2 separate regions of the Homo sapiens genome follow, and region 2 is linked to region 1. Evidence: read pairs that join two places in POLR2A ChIA-PET (ENCODE). Cell type or tissue: CD4-positive, alpha-beta T cell. All regions are shown on one strand.

Region 1 (2,500 bases):
AACAGAAGCCAGATCAACAGCTAATCATGCTTGTGAAGCCCAGATGATTTCAGAACTTGGATTGCTAACCCTGAGACAGATGGTGAATCAGGTACACAAAAACAAACCTTATGTGGCACTGAGGGATGTTGCCAAGGGACAAAAGAGGTGACAGTTTTGTTCAAAATCAGACTCTGTACCCAGCTGTGCTTCCAGCCAGCCTATGGTAATATGAGGCCAGATGAGACCACCAACACAGCCATGATTTTTCTTTGGCAATGGGGCCTGAGGAATGACCCTAGAGGCTAGAGTCATAGAACACAAACAGGCATCCCAGTGTCCTCCTCCCGTTCAGAACCGAGGGAAAAGAAACGGCCATAGGAAGAGTTTATTTTTCCTGAGCTGCTGGAGGATCACCTGACATTGCCACCAACACAGATTATTTTGCGTAGGAGTCCACCCCACCTTGTCCCCGCACCTGAACCAACAATCCTGACCTTCACGGGGAATGGTAAAGGTTCTCCTGGCAGGAGGAAGACCTGTATTGCCTGCTCCGTGTGCCCTGGCTAAGCTAGTTTGAAGTCAAAACTTTAATATCCTTTCAACTGTCACTGACTTCAAATATGCTTCAGAGAGCTTCTTAATCTGGTTTATGTTCTGTGGATGAGATGCCTGATTGGAGCCCAGAAATGCTGCTGTAAATCAAATGCCCCGATTAGAGACACTCCTCAGAAAGCAAGATCCCTTAGCAGCTGTGTGGCTGGGCTGGGAAGACCACCATGCTCCTGGGAATTAATGGGTAGCCCACTCCCCTCACCTGCACTGACCCTGTCATCGAGTCACCTCCACATCGCTCTCCTTGAGCTTTCTTCCTCCTTGCCCTGCTTGTCAAATACAGACAGGGCTGCTGATTTTGTCTACACCCCTACCTTTCCCCATTTGGGGGTCCCCAATAACCCCCGGCGCTGCTGTCTGCTGGCTCCTCTTTCCTACGGGGTGGTGGCCTCCTTAGACTTCTGGGTCAACCCCTACCTCATCACAGCAGGCCATGCACAGAGACTCCACAGAAACAAAGGCTTGGAAAAAGTCCTCCACCCCCGACGGAACTTCTTAGCTGGGGTTGTTTTGGTGAGACAGGATGTTCACATCTGAAATGTGCCTCTGAATATGCAAGTGGGTATTTGCCCATCATTTATTTGCTATGCATAAGATTTCCACGCACGGCTGACGATTTTCTCTCATAAACAGATGCCCCAAACTTCCTTTCTCTCTCTCCCTTAAACCCAACATCTGGGCCATCTACGTGGATGCGCCATTCTATGGGGGTAGCCACATGGGGGTGGGAAGGAGATGCAGTCGAGAGAGCTGAGCTTTAGCCCTAGAACGGCCGGAAACTTCCCAGGGACTTTGGGCAGATCGTCAAACCTCCCCGGGGTTCAATTTCCTCCCTGACAAAGTGAAAAAAAAAAAAATGAAGCTAGTGTTGCCCCACCTGCCTGCCCAGCCAAGCTGTAGGGAAGAGGAAATAGAAAATGCAATGGCTTTGAAAATTAGAAACTGTGACATCCAATTGTATGATACAGAAAATGACACAGGGCATCTGAAAATGGACCACCAAGCCTCCCGAGGGAGATTCTGGATCCAGTTGAGCCTCCTTGGTACTACTTCAATGAGTCTGAAGAGTAGAGGCAGAGTGACATGATCATAGTAGAAAGAATAACACGCAATTTATTGCAAGCTCATTGCAGGTTAGACACTGTGTAAGTGCTTCTCATGCATTAGTTCACTGAGTTCTCACCACCCTCTGAGGCTGACATTAGTGAGATCCTCATCTTACAGAAAGAGTTTACGAGGTCAGCTGGTTTGCAGAATGTCACACAGCTAGTAAATGGTGTCACTAGGACTTGTACTCAGGTCTGTCTGACTCCGGGCCCTGAATGCTTACCCACTAGACTAGACTAAAATCCTAATGGCACATTAGACTGACTGCGAGCAGCCCTCTTCCCTCTCAGGACCTCAGCTTCCCTCCCAGCTGATGGAGAGGATGAGTAAGGGACTCGATGCTGTTCAGACCCCTTCCAGCTTGAGCAAACTCTCATTCTTGGAATGAAGCTTGGCTGAGAGCAAATTGTGAACTCTTGAAGGAGGCACTTAGTGACAGTGCCGCATGCTGCTCCCTGGCTGTGAGACTTTTCTCCTGCTGTGGAGATGGGCCATGAAAAGAGAAGGGCTTCCTGTTGTTCACTTTATAGCTCCCCATTCAGGCAGTGCTTCTTCTAACAGACTCTCAAACTGCATGGAGGCAAGTTGTTGTTTTGCTGGGAGAAGGGAAGCTTCTTTAGGCTAATTTCCCCCTCCTCCTGATTCTTCCTGTTCTTTGTAGTCTTTTGCTTTACCAGACTCGGATTTGCAAACCTGTTGTCAAGGCAACACTAGGTTTCTCTCTTTGCACTCTAATGTCTCAATGGGGGTATCCATGGCAACAAGAATACCTTGCGCTTTCAAAGTCAGTGACCTTCCA
Region 2 (2,500 bases), 240 kb after region 1:
AATTCTGTGGTCTTGTCAGCTTCGTGGTGATAAAGGCAGTTTGTGTTCCTTGGCCCCTGGGTATCCTCCTTTCTGAGTAAGAATGCCTTGTCTACCTTTTGAAGCAGTGGACTTGCTACAGCTTAGAATCTTGAAAATACTGTTCTGCTTAATGCTGTCACTCAGTTTTTGGACAAGAATGTTATCCTTGGCCTTTCATTAGTTGGGGTCATTTTAAGTTGTCTTCCAAGAGCCCAGAGCAAATGTAATTATAATATTATTTTAATAGCCTAGGAAACAATAAATAGGTTTCCACTGAAACAGAAACTTTAGCTGTAAGGTTTTAATAATAGTATTTAGCACTTCCACAGTGTTTCCTGTCTTCAAAGCACGTTCTGCACTTTAATTAGCTAGAATGACTGAAACTGCTATTGCAAATGAATATCAAAGCCTATGTCATGCAGATGATGAAAGCAGGAATTGTAAAAAGCATTTCCTAGTCTCAGTTAATCCTTGTAAGAAGGCTCTATTACTTTAGACCATAAAAGTTCTTAGAAATCGAATGTAGTGATTATCTAGGACATTTTTTTTTCTTGTCATATTCACTAGTTAGTAACTCCAACCATAAAGTAACCCTAAACTTGTATTCAAAACTAAACATGATATAAAACTTCATTTCAGAAGACTTGAAGTCAATTACTGAAGAATTAACTACATGGCCATATGACATTTTCCTATTTATTATCCATCAACTCATTTTAAAATGATCTGTTTTTAATTCAGAACATACTCTAATTCAAACAGAATGTGGACGTACATTGGCCAGTGTATTTGGACCCAATTTCTTGAGCCAGTGGCTTTGAGATGCTGTTCAAACATCTACTTAAAAGCATGGCACATAATATGAGGGCAAAGAGGACGTTTTGCAGCCCTTCTTGATCTTTCCTGACTCTCTGATGGGGAGGCACCATCTGTGAGAGAGGCTTCCTGGTCTCTGTGGACAGACGCCCAATTCCCCAGGCCATCAGTGCCTTTCTCACCACATCCCCATGAGCCCCAGCGTGGGCAGGAATGGACTTTTAACAAAACCACCATCTACCTCAAGAAGGGGGAAGCTAACAAAAAGAGATGACATGTATTACTTTGTTCCTTTTAGAAGCCTAAATGATATGATGCACATGTTACCCTTCATTGAAGATTCTAGGTGGACACACAACTTGGATATCAACAGGGAGCAGAAAACAAACCCACTAGCAGGACCAAAAGGCAGACCCATCAGCAGAACACAGGCGGCAGCTTCCACAAGTAACTCCAAAACTGAAAGTCAAATCCAGGAGAAGACTGAGGAAGCTCCATTTTCTTTGAGGTACATCAACATCAATAACAGATCAATGGACCCACTTAATGGAGCTCTTAATTGAGTAGAAAAAAATATTTAAGAGTTTTGCCGCTCTACGGCAGGAAAGCTAATTTTCCTAAACTGAAATATCCTTCACTTCCCTTGGGGAAAAATTTTCATGAGGACTAAGGTAATGGGAAAACCTGTTGCTTAGAACTTTTAACTTGGCCTTGAAGATGGAAACTCATCCAGGATGGAGAATAATGTAGGGAGACTAGTTAAAAATAGACATGGACCAGTTTACTTTCCTGCTTATTTACAAGATGCCTTATTTAAATGACACTTTGATCCAACATCTTACTAAACAAGTGACAACAGGAAAAAATAAGAGGCAGTTGGTGCACCTGGAGATGTGATATTGAGCCCAGTCAGGAGGCCTGAGGTTCTAATAAAATTTCCTTAGATAAAAGAAGCCCTTTATAATTGTTCTTATTTTAAAGATTTTAGGGTTTTTTTCATGGTATTCACTTCTTCAAATTTAGCTCCATAGAATTGGAGTTTAGACAGTTAAAAACACTGGATTAATCAGGCAATTCATTTTGTTTAGTTAAATGCTGCTTTGTGGACATATACAAATGAAACGACTGCTAAATAGAAGTTTTACATCTTCAGATTTTATCTACCTGCCAACCAAATGTAGGTGATCATTTTCAAACAGCCCTGCCGTTATGGTCTAGCCTCAGTTTGGGAAAACTGAGATTTAGACTGGGCCTCAGGTGTCATTCGCCTTCAGAGCTAAAACCCCCTCTCCAGTCCCACTTCCATCTGCTGTTGGTAAACCAGGAATTAAGCAATTAACGTGACATAATTAGTCACACATTTAATTCATCTAGAAATGTAGATACCTTTTCATCGTTTTGTGTTTGCCCACACGTTTTAGTTGAAATTGAAAAATGTGTAATTACCGCTTAGCTCCACCTATTTCCCTGGCTTTTATTTTGAGGGGGGAACTAACCATCGGGGCACAGTCTGCACAGCTCCCAATGAGGAGGGCTGCCCCCTCTTTTCGTACAGGCTCTAACTCTCCTTCCCAAGGCCACTGCAGCCTTCCTCTGCTTGATTTCCATGTAGCCTCCAGTTGGTTGAAATTCAGCATTTGCTGGGGAGCTCAGGGCTATGCCC

Evidence for each region. ChIA-PET counts read pairs that join two places held together with the same protein. Peaks named below come from ENCODE experiments on the same cell type or tissue, not always from the same donor. Only the 100,000 strongest peaks of a DNase experiment are listed, where the experiment ranks them.
Region 2: POLR2A ChIA-PET joins it to region 1 with 6 read pairs; 9 of 35 experiments call an interaction of 5 or more read pairs at or near these places.

The regions. Positions count from the first base shown.
Region 1 is chr20:59,122,017-59,124,516 of GRCh38, reverse strand. It overlaps a transcript of ZNF831 not described here. Among named protein-coding and RNA genes, the nearest start is that of ZNF831, 41 kb to the left of the region's middle. RefSeq lists an enhancer at 1,941-2,490. In CD4-positive, alpha-beta T cell, no CTCF peak of the experiment used is centred here; DNase peaks (open chromatin) are centred at 1,256, 1,846, 2,186 and 2,446; H3K4me3 peaks cover 2,145 bases; H3K27ac peaks cover 2,500 bases.
Region 2 is chr20:58,883,692-58,886,191 of GRCh38, reverse strand. All of the region lies in intron 1 of LOC101927932 (a long non-coding RNA gene), which reads left to right. It also overlaps a transcript of GNAS not described here. Among named protein-coding and RNA genes, the nearest start is that of GNAS, 6.5 kb to the left of the region's middle. In CD4-positive, alpha-beta T cell, no CTCF peak of the experiment used is centred here; no DNase peak of the experiment used is centred here.